Linked DNA regions of Homo sapiens: all the other regions are linked to region 2. A link is a contact called in ENCODE Hi-C or POLR2A ChIA-PET data. All regions are on one chromosome and are shown on one strand. The core of a region is the stretch at or near the end of the contact, and the rest is flanking DNA. Distances in the headings are between cores, read along the strand shown. Region 1 holds the start of MCRS1 (microspherule protein 1). Region 2 holds the start of SMARCD1 (SWI/SNF related BAF chromatin remodeling complex subunit D1). Region 3 holds the start of SLC11A2 (solute carrier family 11 member 2).

Evidence for each region. A loop is a pair of places that touch in the nucleus more often than their neighbours do. ChIA-PET counts read pairs that join two places held with the same protein, here RNA polymerase II (POLR2A). Pooled maps may share reads with other maps.
Region 1: a loop to region 2 is called in a pooled map, with 5 times the contacts of the local background. The contact joins the promoter of MCRS1 here to the promoter of SMARCD1 in region 2. A Hi-C loop is called at or near these places in 4 of 50 pooled maps. POLR2A ChIA-PET finds 5 or more read pairs at or near these places in 2 of 52 experiments (HEK293 and K562).
Region 3: a pooled map shows a loop between it and region 2 (6-fold over the local background). The contact joins the promoter of SLC11A2 here to the promoter of SMARCD1 in region 2. A Hi-C loop is called at or near these places in 1 of 37 single-sample maps with no recorded cell type and 2 of 50 pooled maps. POLR2A ChIA-PET finds 5 or more read pairs at or near these places in 2 of 52 experiments (MCF 10A and activated T-cell).

The regions. Positions count from the first base shown.
Region 1 is chr12:49,566,706-49,569,405 of GRCh38, reverse strand. MCRS1 (microspherule protein 1) reads left to right here and starts at 1,264. Exons shown (of 15, transcript NM_006337.5): 1 at 1,264-1,358; 2 at 2,565-2,684. The coding sequence starts at 2,675. RefSeq lists enhancers at 765-814, 1,165-1,968.
Region 2 is chr12:50,083,949-50,086,648 of GRCh38, reverse strand. It overlaps SMARCD1 (SWI/SNF related BAF chromatin remodeling complex subunit D1), which reads right to left and starts at 1,307. Exons shown (of 13, transcript NM_003076.5): 1 at 1,103-1,307; 2 at 301-488; 3 at 1-28. The coding sequence starts at 1,279. RefSeq lists enhancers at 1-615, 1,465-1,724, 2,082-2,700 and a silencer at 955-1,394.
Region 3 is chr12:51,024,981-51,027,680 of GRCh38, reverse strand. SLC11A2 (solute carrier family 11 member 2) reads left to right here and starts at 1,297. Exons shown (of 16, transcript NM_000617.3): 1 at 1,297-1,371. RefSeq lists silencers at 917-1,636, 1,647-1,706 and enhancers at 1,112-1,723, 1,724-2,337.

The sequences.
Region 1 (2,700 bases), core at 15-2,514, 520 kb after region 2:
AAAAAAAACTTAGCTGGGCATGGTGGCACGTGCCTGTAATCCTAGCTACTCGGGAGGCTGAGGCAGGAGAATTGCCTGAACCGAGACCCGGGGGCCGGAGGTTGCAGTGAGCCGAGATTGTGCCACTGCACTCCAGCCTGGGCTATGGAGCGGGACTCTGTCTCAAAAAAAAAAAATTTCATTGGTTTTCTGATATTTTCACAAGTTTACATAATATATTTAATCAAGTGCCTGTTAAAAAATAAAACACACACTCTTTCATGGGAGTTAAAATAAGTACATACTCATTAAACAAGTCCACAGAACAGTAAATGAGGTTGGTACTCTCGAAGCAGAGGGCCATAGTATACCGTCAGGGCCAAAAGGGCCAGTCTCTCATTTGACACTTGAATTCCCTAGCAATGTCCATGTTATGTGTTCTTGACACCTCTGATGGACAGCTTTGGAACTGAATCTTTCTTATTCTGAGCTGAAGTATGTCTCTCTATAGCTGCTAGACTTTAGTACCTCGCAAAGGAAGCATAAAACAGAATTCCTCTTTTAGACAACAGTCTTTCTAGTTTTCCGGAACATCTCTCACAGCCCCAAATTCCCAATTTTTCCGACAGGTTCGTTCTCCCACCCCAAGATTCCTTCCAAGGCACTCTCCTCTGAAGGTGCTTCCATTGGTTTTCTCTCTTACCTCCCGGCGACCACAAGTGGCCCCAGCCGTCCAGGTGGGGTCCGGCTGACGGGACCAAGTCGACACTACTCCTTCTCGCAGGGTCTCTTCCTTCTCAGTAAAGCGGCCCACGATCCTCCATCCGCTCCTCAGAGAGCCTCTCTGCCCTTTCTGTCCGCCACATCTCCCTGGCTACATTATCTCCCCGACTAGTGCCTAGCAGGCGGGCCTGATAGAAGTTTCTCTAAAGGCTCTGGAGGAGTCAAACAATGCATAAGGTCCTGTGCAACCCTCAGACTCCTATACCTCGTGGGAATTTGGAAGTCGAAATCCAGTCCGCGGTCCCGCCCCTCCCCGGGTCGCCTCAATTAGCCCCGCTCGGTCTCGCCCTAAGTCTCGCCTTTCCCTTTAACCAACCCCTCAAGCCGGGTTACCTCTCCGGTGCCTATAATCCTTAACGTTTCCCTATATGCTGTCCCAACTAGGAAAGCCTTTACTTTCCGCTATTGGTAAAATATTTACACTTTCCGTACCATGGCCACGCCCCCTTCACACACGTTGCCAAGACGAACCGGAAGAGATTGCCAGCCCCCTGGTTCGTTAACCGGAAGTAGACGTACCTCACGGAAGCCGGCTTTGGCCCTGCGGCTGCTACCGTCGCCGCGGAGAAATTGTTGGATCTGGCAGTCTAGGAATGGTGAGACCTCGCGGTTCGCCTCTGAGGGTTCTCAGAGGAGTTGGGGATGAAATGGAGTTTTGCAGAGTGCCGCCGGGGACGACCACCCCCCAAGTTTGGGGCCCCGCCCCAGTGGCGCCCCGAAAAGCTGCGCATGCGTGGGCCGGACCGGGTTAGAATCTGGCTCGAAGTGTTACGCATGCGCAAAGGCATGGAGACCGTGGGGTGAGAATGGGCTTGCGAGTTTACCCCCACCTCCCCAGCCACCAGCCTGTGGGTCTCAAACCAAGGCTACTTGGTGCTCTGCTTTGAGTTGCAGAGGTGACTTCATCAATGCTCCTACCCCGAGTTCTTGAGACAGACCTGGACCGATCCCCTACCTTGGGTGTGCACTCTTGGGAGAACGAGGGGCGGAGGGTCCGGTAAGGAAGGGGCACAGACCCTACCTCAGTTTGCCGGCAAGCTCGGGCCCCTTCGCCCTCTCCTCAGATGTCAAGATTCTTAGTCGTAGCCTATGGAGCGGAGAGCGACAGGCTCACCTGGGGACAGGGCTAGAACACTGAGCTAAGAGCCACCCTGGTTAGAAGTGGGGACTCACGAGAGGAGCGCCCCGAGAAAGTCCAGTACCTGGGTTCTCTAGGGGTTGTTGGGGCACAGCGTGGTTGATAATCACGCAGTTCCCAAACAGTGGTTTTTGGTTTCCACGAGATGGTATCTCATGGAAATACCACTTACTAAATCTTCAGTAAAAACCCCAAATGGAAAAGAAAAACAAAAAAAAAACGAGATGGACTGGTTGGAGTTTTGTCTCCCTTTCTTTTTTCCTGCTTTGGCCTGGGAGGGGAAGGCTGGTGCTGCTGAGCTGAGTGGACAGCTGAAGTAAAGAAAAATGTGGGCCAAAGAATCCCTTGTCTCTTGCTAGTTTATAGTCAAGGCGCTTAACCTAGGAGATACCAGTAGAATTAAAGGGTCTATGAACCCTCTAAAATAGTATGTGTTTGCACCCTTTTCTGCAGTCCATAGCTGTTATCATACTCTGAAAGGTGCCAGTGACCTTCACAAGACTGATGTCTAAGGCTATTATTGGCAGAGTGGGGCCTTATGCCTCTTTCCTGTCCTTATGTCTTCCCTAGCTTATGGGACCCTGGGGGACCTGAGCCAGTATAAGGAAGTGAGGCTGGCCAGTTGGAAATCTGAGCCTCAGGGAGCCTCATTTCTCCTTTGCAGAATCTCCTCTCAGCCTTTAAGCTCACCTGGTCAGAATCCTTGGATGAGCCTGTGGGACCGTTCCTCCTAGCCCGGTGGTTTGGAACCAGTGGCTTTGGGACTGTAAGAGGATGGACAAAGGTAGTATGAGGCCGGG
Region 2 (2,700 bases), core at 58-2,557:
TTTGTCAGCCATCTTCTTTTTCTTTGCACTGTTGGGAATAAATACTATTATCAGGTTGGGACAGAACTAGTCAGAACGTGAAAATAAGCTGTCAGCACGTCCATTTATAGTAATGTGAAGGGACTGCAAAGCTTCTCTCAAAGAACTACCACCACCACCACCACCACCAAGCATTCTCAAGGATGAGTTCTGTAGCACCATCTGCTGACACAGCACCACCACTTCTTGGTTCAGGTACTCCCACCACCTGTGTCCTCCCAGGCTCCCTCCCTCCCTCCCTCTGCCCCAGGATCATCTTACTTGTGGTTTCGATTTTGGACCGCCTGCTGCTGGACCTGCTGGATCTGCTGAGGGGCAGGTCTCTTGCGGGACTGATCCATCCCTGACTGGGCCAGGCCAGGTCGGACTGAAGGGTTCCCCCCATAGCCAGGGGGTCCCATGGAAGGTCCCTGAGGTGTCATTCGGCTGCCTGGCAACATACCTGGTCTCTACAGAGGGGAGAGGACCCAGAGATGTCATGGTTTCACCTGCTAAACCCCATCAAGAAAGAAAAGCAGGGAACGCCTGAGATCTTTGAATGAAGTAAGGTTTAGGGATGGAATGGAGGACAATGAGAGGAGAACCCTTTGCTCCAGTAGTGACTCCATAGAAAAACAGAGTCCAAAAGCTAAGCGAGAGCCAGATTATACTCAAATTCTCAGTCTATTTTGGATGGGACACATCGGACATCGCCAGTTCCACATTTACTCTGCTAGCTACTATCTCTTTAGAAGCTGACCTCAATTTGTCAGCTACACGTTCTGTGTTCCTCTGATCACTGGAGCTGCTCAAGCCCCTTTGCACTCCGGCCCTCATACAGGTATCCCTGGACCCACTTCACCCACCCAGGTTCTCTACCGACTCCCCAGGGAAACAATGCCCCTAGGAGCAGGTGTGTAACTGCCTCCCCCTCTCTTTCTGCGCACTGCCTCCCCCAACCCCCACCCAGAGCCCGAACCCCTCCCAAGGGAGTCCCTCCTACTTCTCCCCCCACCCCTGTCACTCCCATGTCCCCGCTCGGCCCCGCCCCCGGCCCGCGCGCCCCTCCTCCTGCCCCACTCACCGGATAGGCCGCTCCGGGCATCGGGGAGCGGTACAGCCCTTGACCCGGAGCCGGGCCCATTCGCACAGGAGGCCCCGGAGTTCCGCCCGGGCCCAAGGCAGCAGCCGCGCCCGCCCCTCCTGAGGCTCCGGCGCCGCCGCTTGGAGCCACAGACTGGAAACCCGCCCGGGCCGCCATCTTCCCGGAGCCGCCGATGCAGCCGCACAAAGAACCGGAACCGGAACTCCCCCCGCCCCCCGAGCGCCCCCCGAGCGCCCGCCTGTTCCCCCGGCCGGCCGGCCGGCACGGGAGGCTCAGGGCAGCGAGACTATGGGATAGAGCGGGGCGACTAGCGGAAAAGGCGTGCTGGCCACGCCCTCCCGCCTTCACGGTCCGGGAGGGAAAACCATAGAGAAGAGCTCTGCAATAGAGAGGCCGCGTGAGCGGGCGCCCCCAGGCCGACGGGAGGAAGACAAGGACCTGGAAAGGGGGACGGACCACAGCCTCAGCCCCAGTCTCAACCCCAACTCGAGCCCTCTGATGAAGAGGGGCTTGGAGTAATAGCTTCATCTTGGCGCATGGCGTTAACTTTCCAAAACGCTTTGACTGCTTTTCGTTTCGTTTTCTTACTGCTATAACTATCAGGGGCTGAGGAGGGAAACACAGTTTATTCCATTTTACAAATGGGAAAGCTGAACTCACAGGTGAATGACTTGGCAAAGGTCAACCAGCAAGTTAGCCATAAAGCCGAAGCCAAGATTCCAGATACCCTTGCTCATAGCCCGGGACTCATTCCACAGATAAAGTGCCTCAATAAGTACCTCACGTGGGAACTTCATCCTAACTTTCTCTCTGACCTAACCTGCTTCCGGATTATTATTTTTTATTTTTTATTTTTTTTTAGATGAGGTCTGTCTCTCTCTCGCCCAAGCTGGAGTGCAGTGGCACCATCTCAGCTCACTGCAACCTCCGCCTCCCAGGCTCAAGTGATCCTCCCAACTCAGCCTACCAAGTAGCTGGGACCACAGGCATGCACCACCATGCCAGACTGTTTTGTATTTTTGGTAGGGATGGGGTTTCGCCATGTTGCCCAGGTTGGTCTCGAACTCCTGAGCTCAAGCGATCTGTGCTCCTCAGCCTCCCAAAATGCTGGGATTACAGGTGTGAGCCATTGTGCCTGGCCTCAGATTTTTTTTTTTTTAAATATTAAAAAATAGGGATGGGGGGCTGGGCACGGTGGCTCATGCCTGTAATCCCAGCACTTGGGAGGCCCAGGCGGGTGGATCATGAGGTCAGGAGATCGAGACCATCCTGGCTAACACGGTGAAACCCCGTCTCTACTAAAAACACAAAAAAATTAGCCGGGCGTGGTGGCGGGCGCCTGTAGTCCCAGCTACTCGGGAGGCTGAGGCAGGGGAATGGTGTGAACCCGGGAGGCGGAGCTTGCAGTGAGCCGAGATCGCGCCACTGCACTCCAGCCTGGGCGACAGAGCGAGACTCCATCTCAAAAAAGAAAAAAAAAATAGGGATGGGGGTTTCACTATGTTGCATAGGCTGATCTCGAACTCCTGGCCGCAAGTGATCCACCTGTCTCAGCCTCCCAAAGTGTTGGGATTACG
Region 3 (2,700 bases), core at 48-2,547, 940 kb before region 2:
AAAATTACGGTAATTTGTTAGGCCATTTATTCCCTCTTCACCAGTTTGGCAGTCTCATCTTCAGAGCAAAAGATACGGTGTGAGGCTGAAACTGGCGATAGAGTGGGATTGCTTTTGGGTAGGTAGGATGAAGTCTGGGGAGAATCGAGTCAGCTGGGCGAGGAGGAAAACAATTCACTACGGAGGCTTGGGAGGACACCTAAGGCGGTCAAACTGGCTGCACTAGCTGATGTTTCTCGGTTCCTCCCAGGTGTGGGGTGCTCTTGGTGGGGCAGCAGATACTATGATGTGGCTCTGGGGGCGCGAGGAAATGTTCCTTCCAGGTGGCTATCCTTTTTTTTTGAGACAGGGTTTTGCTCTGCCACCCAGGCTGGAGTGCAGTGGCACGATCTTGTCTCACCGCAGCCTCCACCTCCCAGGCCCAAGTGATTCTCCCACCTCAGCCCCCGAGTAGCTGGGACCACAGGCGGGCGCCGTGATGCCTGGCTAATTTTTTTTTTTTTTTAGACGGAGTTTTCGCTCTTGTTTCCAAGGCTGGAGTGCAATGGCGCGATCTCGGCTCACTGCACCTCCGCCTCCCGGGTTCAAGCGATTCTCTTGCCTCAGCCTCCCGAGTAGCTGGGATTACAGGCATGCGCCACCACGCCCGGCTAATTTTGTATTTTTAGTAAAGACGGGGTTTCTCCATGTTGGTCAGGCTGGTCTCAAACTCCCGATCTCAGGTGATTCGCCCGCCTGGGCCCTCCAAAGTGCTGGGAGTACAGGCGTGAGCCACCGCGCCCGGCCTTTGCTTGGCTAATTTTAAAATTTTTTGTAGAGACCGGGTCTCACTATGTTGCCCAGGCTGGTATCGAACTCCTGGACTCAAGTGATCCTCCCGCCTCGGTCTCCCAAAGTGCTGGGCATTACAAGTGTGAGCCTCCGCGCCTGGCCTGGCTACCCTTTACAGGATAGAGCTATACCTCGTAGCTTGATTGTCAGTACCTAACGTGGCGCCACGGCGAACTAGGGCAGGAATCTTATCTGTCCCCAGACTGCTAGCGGACTGGAGCTCCCCAGTCCAGGGGCTGTGTGGGTCTGGCCAACGCAAGCAGCAACTAGGCAGCATGCAGCTCCCGCCGGGTGCCCCAGGGGCCGCCGCGTGCCCCAGGGGCCGCCGCATCCAGACTCCGCGTGGGCGGAGCCTAGGTCCCTGGTCTGCGGGCCACGCATCCCGGCCGCTGCAGGGACTCCAGCCAATAGGGATGTGCGGCTGCCGTCCTGTCGACCAATCGCGGGGAGGGGAGGGCGTTAGCCAGCGTGGCGCTGGCTCCCGGAATATGGAGCCCTGGGCGCGGGGGCGGCGTGTCAGGTGGTTGCGGAGCTGGTAAGGTGAGGGGAAGGCAAGGTCAGGGGTCACGGCATTCCGCTCGCTGGCAGGGAGGGGCGCGGGGCGGCTCGAGGGCCTGTGTCGGGGGTCAGGCTCCGGGGCTAGGATGCGACACCGGCTCGCCGTGCGGGGCTGTGAGGGGAGGTGTGGCCAGGGAGGGCCTCAGGCCCAGAGTCCAGGACTGATGGAGTCGCGCCATTCAGAGAAAGACCCAAAGATGGGGGCAGGGAGGGAACGCCGGAGGTCGCGGGGGTCTCGCCCCTTCCCCGCCGCGGCCTAGGACACATGGCCCAGCTCCCAGCTGCACCGGATGGCGCGCCCGGCCTGTGTCGGGGTGCGCTGACCTGCTTCGACGCCTCGAAAGAGGCCGACGGGCACAGGGCAAGGTCTTTCGTGGCCTCTTCGTCGGCGCCGCAGGGGGCCGGGCTGCTCTCCGGGGCCTCCCGCCGCCCCGCTTCAACAAAAGACTCATTATAACCTAACCGACTTCAGGGAGCGCCTTCTGTGTGAATAGCCTGCATACGCGGCTCAGTAATTGTGGGTAGATTGGTTTTAAGGCTGTTTGTGTAGCTCTCAGGGACCCTCTGGATTCCAGGCTCCAATGAGCAGGGTTTTTCTACAGGGGGATATTGCACATATGTAAGTGGGCTGGATGGCTCTCCCAGCTGTGCGTTTCATGTGTCCCCACTTTTAAAGCTACCGCTTAAATGTGACATCTCTTGCAAAAGCAAAAATTATATGGAAGGAGAGTTTGCAAGGGGAGATAGGCTTCTAAAAACTTGCTGGCCTCAATTTTAGTGACTGTTGGTGAAAAATGGAGAAGCTATGTTTACACTGACTTCTGGAACCCGAAGCCCCACCAGTTCGCATGATTTCTTGGCTTTGTAAATCTTTGAGCATGTTGTTTGCCTCTTTCTTCTTTTGTTCCACGTACTTAAAATGGGGATTGATAATATCAGTCTTACAGGGTTGTTGGTATGAAATTAGTTAATAAACAACAAAGTACTTAGAACTCTTGATGTGGAGGAGTTTTTGTTGTTGTTACCTTCTTTCCCCTTAACACTTCTAAAGAATTCTAACCTTATTACTTATTCTTTGCTCAGAGTCTCATGACTTATCACCAGTGAACCCGCCGGCCTATACTTTCCATTGACATCATTAACTTTGATCTGAGGGTATAGTGTAGTTATATGTGACTAGAGGATTTCTGCTGCGTGTTTGTTTTATTAAATACGGTTGGAAACTATCATTATACTAGGTCATTTATTGTGATACCTGTGTTGGGTAAATGAAACCTGAAACCTTCGGCTGTTTATTTTTTCATTGGACAG